Regions from separate parts of the Homo sapiens genome. Here region 2 is linked to region 1. A link is a loop called in an ENCODE intact Hi-C map of the cell type or tissue named here. Cell type or tissue: psoas muscle. All regions are shown on one strand. Links, peaks and the distances in the headings refer to the core of each region. The heading gives the core; the rest is flanking DNA. Region 1 has its middle 8.6 kb from the start of KCTD13. Region 2 has its middle 25 kb from the start of MIR3680-2.

Region 1 (4,393 bases), core at 296-4,295:
GTAGAGACAGGGTCTTGCTGTGTTGCCTAGGCTGGTCTTGAACTTCTGGCCTCAAAAAATTTTCATGCCTCAGCCTCCCAAAGTGCTGGGATCACAGATGTGAGCCACCACACCTGGCCCTTTTCCTTTTTTTCAATTTAATTTAATTTTATATGCAGAGGTTACCAGGACATGTTGTGTGATGCTGAAGATTGGGCTTCTGCTGATCACATCGCCCAAGTAGGGAACAATAGCAAGTTTTTCAGCCCTTTCTCCTCCCTTCCTCCCCTCTGCAGTTCCCAGCTTCTATTGTTCTCATCTTTATGTCCATGTGTACTCAATGTTTAGCTCCTACTTACAAGTAAGAACATATGATATTAGGTTTTCTGTTTCTGTGTTAATTCACTTAGGATAATGGCCTTCAGCTGCATCCATGTTGCTGCAAAGGACATGATTTTGTTCATTTCTATGGCTGTGCATTACCCGTTTTCCTACCCTTTGTTCTGTTATTCATATTGCCTGTTATTGTCTTTAATACCCTTTTAATTAAAGTTTTCTTTATCTGATCTTCCTTATCTTCATCCTGTTACCTTTGACTCTCTATGGTCTTCTTTTGTAACTCAAGAAAAATTTGGCTCACACCTCTAATCCCAGCACTTTGGGAGGCCAAGGCAAGTGGATCACCTGAGGTCAGGAGTTCGAGACTAGCCTGGCCAACATGGTGAAACCCCATCTCTACTAAAAATACAATAACTAGCCAGGCATGGTGGCAGGCACCTGTAATCCCCGCTACTTGGGAGGCTGAGGCACAAGAATCGCTTGAACCTGGGAGGTGGAGGTTGCAGTGAACCAAGATGGTCCCATGCGGTTCCCATGATAGTGAATAAGTCTCATGAGCTCTGATAGTTTTATAAAGGGCAGTTCCCCTGCACACACTCTCTTGCCTGCCACCATGTAAGACGTGTCTTTGCTCCTCCTTCGCCTTCTGTCATGATGGTGAGGCCTCCCCAGACATGTGGAACTGTGAATCTATTAAACCTCTTTTTCTTTATAAATTACCGAGTCTCAAGTATCTCTTCATAGCAATATGAAAATGGACTAATACACCCATAATAATTTAAAATTAAAAAATTAGCAGGCCGGGCACAGTGGCTCACGCCTGTAATCCCAGCACTTTGGGAGGCTGAGGAGGGCGGATCACAAGGTCAGGAGATTGAGACCATCCTGGCTAACATGAGGAAATCCTGTTTCTACTAAAAAAAATACAAAAAAATTAGCCGGGCGTTGTGGCGGGCGCCTGTAGTCCCAGCTTACTCAGGAGGCTGAGGCAGGAGAATGGCGTGAACCCGGGAGGCAGAGCTTGCAGTGAGCCAAGATCGTGCCACCGCACTCCTGCCTGGGTGACAGAGCAAGACTCCATCTCAACATCAACAAAATAATAATAAAAAAAAAAAGTAAAAGAATTTTTAAAGTGCAGCAGAAAAAATAATTTTTTAAATGCTATGTGATGCTAATCATCTCCACATGAGCAGTTTATCTCTCCAGTAAATTATGTATTACAGTAAAAAGTGATCTCTTGTGGTTCTCCTGTGTTCTTTATTGTGTTTAGTGCAATACTGTAAGCCTTGTATAACACCACGGGACCCACGTGAAGTGCCACTAGTCATGCTGGAAGTGCTTCTAAGAAGCAGGGGAAAGTCATGACATTACAAAAAAAAGTTCAACTGCTTGATATGTAATGTGGATTGGGGTCTGCAGCTGTGGCTGCCCACCATTTCAGACAGATGATTCATCTTATAAACATACGACATAAACTTATGGTATACATAATACAGTACAGTACCATAAATATATTTTCTCTTCCTATGATTTTCCTAATAACATTTTCTTTTCTCTACTTTACTTTGTTGTAAGACTACAGTATATAATATATAAAACATGCAGAGTATGTGTTAATTGACTGTTTCTGTTATTGGTAAGGCTTCTGGTTCACAGTAGGCTATTGGTAGTTAAGTTTGGGGGGAGTCAAAAGTTATATGAGGCCAAGGCCAGGGGCAGTGGCTCACACCTGTAATCCCAGTACTTTGAAAGGCAGAGGTGGGCAGATCACTTGTGGTCAGAGTTCAAGACCAGCCTGGCCAACATGGTGAAACCCCATCTCTATTAAAAATACTAAAATTAGCTGGGTGTGGTGGCGGACACCTGTAATCCCAGCTATTTGGGAGGCTGGAGCAAGAGAAGCACTTGAACCCAGGAGGCGGAGGTTGCAGTGAGCTGAGATCACACCACTGCACTCCAGCCTGGGTGACAGATCGAGGCTCTGTCAAAAAAAAAAAAAAAAAAAGAAAAAGGCTGAGGTGGGAGGATTGCTTGAGGCCAGGAGTACAAGACCAGCCCAGGCAACATATTAAGACCTTATCTCTACAAAAGAAAAATAGTTATATATGGATTTTCAACTGTGTTGGGGTTGGCACCCCTAACCCCCACAATGTTCAAGGGTCAACTGCAGGAAGACTTGAAAATTGAAATTACTCCTTGGCTTATGGGCTGAAGAACAGATACTGCATTAGTAGGCAGGAAAACAGCATTAATTTCCTTGTACATCTCCATTAGAGCTCTTGGATGACCAGAGGAACTGTCATAATATTTTGAAAGGAATCTCTTTTTCTGAGCACTAGGTCTCAACAGTGGGCTTAAAATATTCCATGAACCATGCTATAAACAGACATGTGGCCATTCAGGCTTTTTTGTTCCATTAATAGGGGACAGGCAGAATGGATTTAGCATAATTCCTCAGGGCCCTAGGACTTTCAAAATGGTTAATGAGCATTGGCTTCAACTTAAAGTCACCAGACCAGCTGCATTAGTCCCTGACAAGAGAGTCAACCTGTCCTTCAAAGCTTTGACTTCTCCTCTCTAGCTATAAAATTCCTAGATGGCATCTTCTTCCAATAGAAGGCTGTTCTGTCTACATTGGAAATCTGTTGTTTAGTAAACCATCTTCATCAATTATCTTACTAGATCTTCTGGATAACTTGCTGCAGCTTCTACACAGCACTTGCTGCTTCATCTTGCACTTTTATGTTCTGCAGATGGCTCATTTCCTTAAATCTCATGAACTAGCCTCTGCTACCTTCAAATTTTTCTCCTGCAGCTTCCTAATCCCTCTCAGTCTTCATAGTAATGAAGAGATTTAGAGCTGTTGTGGCTGTTTTGATCTATTCAGGCCACTAAAACTTTCTCCATATCAGCAATCAGGCTGTTCCAGTTTTTTTTTTTCTTTTGAGACAGAGTCTCGCTCTGTTGCCCAGGCTGGAGTGCAGTGATGCGATCTTGGCTCACTGTAACCTCTGCCTCCTGGATTCAAGTGATTCTCCTGCCTCAGCCTCCTGAGCAAGACTCCACTGCAAAAACAAACAAACAAACAAACAAAAAACACTTGCTCAACACAGGGTTGCCACACATCTTCAATTTGTAAGAAATGCAATATCTGTGAAGAGCAATAAAGTGAGGTGTAATAAAACAAGGAGTGCCTGTGTATAATTTTCATTTAAACAATTTATGAAAACCATCACAATTTACTTAACTCATAAGATCAACATAAATACATTGAGAAGGCTTAAATCATGAGGGCCAGGAGCAGTGAGTGGTTCATGTCTGTAATCACAACACTTTGGGAGGCCAAGGTGGGAGAACTGCTTGAGCCCAGGAGCTCAAGATCAGCCTGGGTAACATGTGAGACCCTGTCTATACAACAACAACAAAAAATTGGCTGGGCATGGTGGTGTGTGCCTGGGGTCCCAGCTACTTGGGAGGCTGAGAGAGGAGGATCTCTTGAGCCCAGAAGGTTGAGGCTGCAGTGAACCATGATCATGCCACTGCAGTCCAGATGGGGTGACAGAGTGGGACCCTGTCTCAGAGAGAGAGAGAGAGAGAAAGAGAATTAACCCTGTTCTTGTACAAACCAAAATATCACGCTGGCATCATTTTTACATGAGTGAATAAAAAATTTAACTGAATCATGCCAAAAGCTCTTCTTTTGTCTTGGAACTAAGACCTTTTTTTTTTTTTTGAAATGGAGTTTTTGCTCTTGTTGCCCAGGCTGCAGTGCAGTGGCAAAATCTCGGCTCACAGCAACCTCCACCTCCTGGGTTCAAGCGATTCTCCTGCCTCAGCCTCCTGAGTAGCCGGGATTACAGGCACCCGCCACCATGCCTGGCTAATTTTTTTGTATTTTTTTTAGTAGAGACGGGGTTTCCCCGTGTTAGCCAGGATGGTCTCGATCTCCTGACCTCGTGATCCGCCCTCCTCGGCCTCCCAAAGTGCTGGGACTACAGGCGTGATAGATCTTTTCTTCTAACTGGAAGAGCAAAGGCTATTACATAAATATACTTTTTAGTGCCTATATGTACAG
Region 2 (4,393 bases), core at 111-4,110, 310 kb after region 1:
TGGAGTTTCACTCTTGTTGCCCAGGCTGGAGTGCAATGGCATGATCTCAGCTCACTGCAACCTCTGCCTCCCAGGTTCAAGCGATTCTCCTGCCTCAGCCTCCCGAGTAGCTGGGATTACAGGCATGCACCACCACGCCTGGCTAATTTTGTATTTTTAGTAGAGACGCGGTTTCGCCATGTTGGTCAGGCTGGTCTCGAACTCCCGACCTCAGGTGATCCACCCGCCTTGGCCTCCCAAAGTGCTGGGATTACAGGCATGAGCCACTGTGCCCGGCCTATTTACTTATTTTAAGAAAGGATCTCACTCTGTCACCCAGGCTAGAGTGCAGTGGTATGATCACAGCTCACTGCAGCCTCAACCTCCGGGGCTCAAGCCATCCTCCCACCTCAGCCTCCCAACTACCTGGGACCACAGGCATGTACCACTGCACCTGGCTAGTTTTTGTATTTTTTGTAGAGTCAGATTCTTGTTATGTTGCTTAGGCTGGTCTCAAACTCCTGGCCTCAAGCAGTCCTCCCACATCGGCCTCCCAAAGTGCTGGGATTACAGGCATGATCCATCGCGCCCAACCAGGTTGTACACTTTAGATGGGAGAGTTGCATGGTATGTGAATTCTATCACAATAATGCTGTGGGTTTTGTTGCTGTTGTTGTTGTTTGAGACCGAGTCTCTTTCTGTTGCCCAGACTGGAGTGCAATGGTGCAATCTTGGCTCACTGCAACCTCTGCCTCCTGTGCTAAAGCAATTCTTGTGTCTCAGTCTCCCGAGTAGCTGGGATGACAAGCACCTGCCACCATGCCTGGCTAATTTTTGTATTTTTAGTAGAGACGGGGGTTCGCCATGTTGGTCAGGCTGGTCTTGAACTCCTGACTTCAGGTGATCTGCCTGCCTTGGCCTCCCAAAGTGCTGCGATTACAGGCATGAGCCACTTCGCCCAGCCTATAATGCTGTTTTTTTTTTTTAATTAACTGGATAATTATAAACGTGAACACGTGTGCACAGAACTGATGCATGTGTCTGCCGGCGTGGACACTCCTGGGCTTCCTTCTGGTAGCTCAGCCACCTCTCTTGACCCTGACCCTCACTGCTTGATGTTAGGAGACAAGCCCAAGGCATCTAGGTTGCCGGCTTCCACCTTGGAAGGCCAGGGCCCAGCAAAGTCAAGGTGATGTGATGTGGCTGAGCAGGGAGGCCATCTTCCTTGCAGACAGGGACTCTGTCACTTTGGACTGGACTCTTGTCCCACAGTGCTGGCCAGGGACAGGTGCAGAGTTGTGCTTGGTTGGCATGGGATGCTGATGAAGGCTGTGTTGCGGCCAGGCCCAACCACCATGAGCCGAGATCATGCCACGGCACTCCAGCCTGGAAGACAGAGTGAGACTCTGCCTCAAAAAAATAAAAAAAATAAAAAGTTATAAATAGAACTACCCTATGATTCAGCAATCACACACTTCTGGGTATATATCCAAAAGAGCTGGCTGGGCACAGTGGCTTATGCCTGTAATCCCAATATTTTGAGAGGCCAAGGCAGGAGGATCACTGGAGCCCAGGAGTTGGAGAACAGCTTGGGCAAGATGGCAAGACCCCTTGGCTACAAACAATTAATTTTAAACCCTGGTATGGTGTCCTAGCTACTTGGGAGACTGACGCGGGGGGATCGCTTGAGCCCAGGAATTAGAGACTGCAGTGAGCTATGATGGCATCATTGCACTCCTGCCTAGTTGACAAAGTAAGACCCTGACTCTTTTTTTTTGTTTTTTGGCTGTGAGTGTATTCAATGCAAAATAATCCTCTCTAATTTTACTGAGGTGGCTGGCCATGTCCACGACCAAATCTGCCTCTAAACTGGAATTCGGTTGCTGACCCAGCCCGAGCCTTGGCTTTCTTGTCGGCACCAGGGGCACAGCACTCCGTCTATAGGTATGTCTGTTGGCTTCCCCTCTTGTGAGTCTTGCAGGTCGCCCACCCTCCAGACCTTTAGGCCGAGGCCTGCCAGTCCCTGGACGGCTGCAGCGTAGGGTGGCAGGCACAGTTTCCAGGGACAGATGAAGGTAATCACGGAGATACTGGATACCCTGATCGGTAAGGTAGCAGTAGAAATGTCTCCAGGCAAGCCAGGCACGGTGGCTCATGCCTGTAATCCTAACATTTTGGGAGGCCGAGGTGGGCGGATCACGAGGTCAGGAGATTGAGACCATCCTGTCTAACATGGTGAAACCCCGTCTCTACTAAAAATACAAAAAATTGGCCGAGCGTGGTGGCGGGTGCCTATAGTCCCAGCTACTGGGGAGGCTGAGGCAGGAGAATGGCATGAACCCAGGAGTTCAAGCTGGTCTTGAACTCCAGGAGGCGGAGCTTGCAGTGAGCCGAGATCACACCACTGCACTCCAGCCTGGGTGACACAGCGAGACTCCGTCTCAGAAAAAAAAAAAAAAAAAAAAAGCAACAATGCAGGGACTCCTGACACATGCTCCAATGTGGATAAACCTGAAGGACATTATGCCCAGTGAAATAAGCCAGACACAAAAGACAAAAACCACAGGATCCCACCCACATCAGGTCCCCAGAGTCCTCAGATTCAGAGAGATGGAAGCAGAATGGTGGGTGCCAGGCCTGGGGGAGGAAGCTGGACATAGTGTTTAGTGGGGTCAGGACAGAATTTGAGTTTGGGATGATGGAAAAGTTCTGGAGACGGATGGTGGAGATGGTTGCACCACAATGTGACTGCATTTAACGCCATGAAACTTTACACTTAAAAATTGTTAAGATGGGCTGGGCATGGTGGCTCATGCCTCTCATCCCAGCACTGTGGGAGGCTGAGGCAGGTGAATCACCTGAGATTGGGAGTTCAAAACCAGCCTGACCAACATGAAGAAACCCCGTCTCTACTAAAAATACAAAATCAGCAGGTGTGGTGGCGGGTGCCTGTAATCCCAGCTACTCAGGAGGTTGAGGCAGGAGAATCACTTGAGCCTGGGAGGCGAAGGGTTGCAGTGAGCCAAGATCGCACCATTGCACCCCAGCCTGGGCAACAAGAGCAAAACTGCATCTCAAAAAAAAAAAAAAAGGTTAAGATGGTAAATTTTATGTTATGTATATTTTATCACAATAAAAAGTAATATTTTTTGCAGCCAAGGTATGCTAAAAGAAATGGCGTTTTTATTATTTATTAATTATTATTATTATTATTATTATTTGAGACAGAGTCTCACTCTGTTGCCCAGGCTGGAGTGCAGTGGCGTGATCTCAGCTCACTGCAACCTCTGCCTCCTGGGCTCAAGAAATTCTCTTGCCTCAGCCTCCTGAGTAGCTGGGACTACAGGCGCCCACCACCACATCTGGATAATTTTTGTATTTTTAGTAGAGACAGGGTTTCATCATGTTGACCAGGCTGGTCTCGAACTCCTGACCTCAAGTGATCCACCCGCCTCGGCCTCCCAAAGTGCTGAGATTACAGGGGTGAGCTACTGCGCCCCAAGAAATGACTTCAAAAGGAAAAATGTAAGCACCAACATAAGCTGGTGTAATGTAATGTAATTCCCACCAATGTAAGTTGGCAGGAATCCTTGCTCTGTATAGAAGGGTCACATTTTCTTATCACTGCTTCCAAGTGTGACAGCAGTGGCCTCATGGCCTTATCTCGGGGAAAGCACTTCCTTCCAAGCACCATGAAGGCCTCCCGTGCTGAGACAAGATGGAAGCTCCTAGTCCCGCCTGAGGACTGACACGGCCTTGGCTTCTCGGTCTCTCAGGACGCGCGGGCGGCCATGCGCCCCTTCGACCCCTCCGCTCTGCTGCCCACCTGCTGGGATTACTGGACCTATGTGGGCTCGCTCACCACCCCGCCGCTGACCGAGTCGGTCACCTGGATCATCCAGAAGGAGCCCGTTGAAGTGGCCCCAAGCCAAGTGAGCCGTGCCCGTAACTGGCATGATGGCGCTTCATGGAAGGCGTCTCTCTTGCTTGGCAGCGTCACTAAGATGCTGCATAAGAGCCTTGAGGAGTTATATATATTCTTTCATGCATTTGGGGTGTTCTTACACAAGAAGAAAGTTCCAATTGAAGTAGGAGCTTGTTGAGATTGGACAGCGGTTCCAGTGATCACAGCGAGCATGTTCTGAGCAATGCCCTAATCTATCACACACAGACACACAAGGCATCCATGGGAGTTGTCCCAGCGTCATGGGTCTGCATGGTTTTTGTTTTCTTCCTTTTTCTTTTCTTTCTTTTTTTTTTTTTTGAGACAGAGTCTCGCTCTGTCGCCCAGGCTGCAGTGCAGTGGCTCGATCTCAGCTCACTACTACCTCCACCTCCTGGGTTCAAGCAATTCTCCTGCCTCAGCCTCTCGAGTAGCTGGGATTACAGGCACCCATCACCACGCCTGGCTAAT

The links. Hi-C counts contacts between places; a loop is a spot of excess contacts. Peaks named below come from ENCODE experiments on the same cell type or tissue, not always from the same donor. Only the 100,000 strongest peaks of a DNase experiment are listed, where the experiment ranks them.
Region 2: a loop joins it to region 1, with 9 times the contacts of the local background. A loop is called at or near these places in 1 of 110 quality-filtered maps.

The regions. Positions count from the first base shown.
Region 1 is chr16:29,932,621-29,937,013 of GRCh38, reverse strand. No RefSeq gene overlaps it. Among named protein-coding and RNA genes, the nearest start is that of KCTD13, 8.6 kb to the right of the region's middle. In psoas muscle, for the core only: no CTCF peak of the experiment used is centred there; no DNase peak of the experiment used is centred there; H3K27me3 peaks cover 364 bases.
Region 2 is chr16:29,622,236-29,626,628 of GRCh38, reverse strand. It overlaps the pseudogene CA5AP1. Among named protein-coding and RNA genes, the nearest start is that of MIR3680-2, 25 kb to the right of the region's middle. In psoas muscle, for the core only: no CTCF peak of the experiment used is centred there; no DNase peak of the experiment used is centred there; H3K27ac peaks cover 348 bases.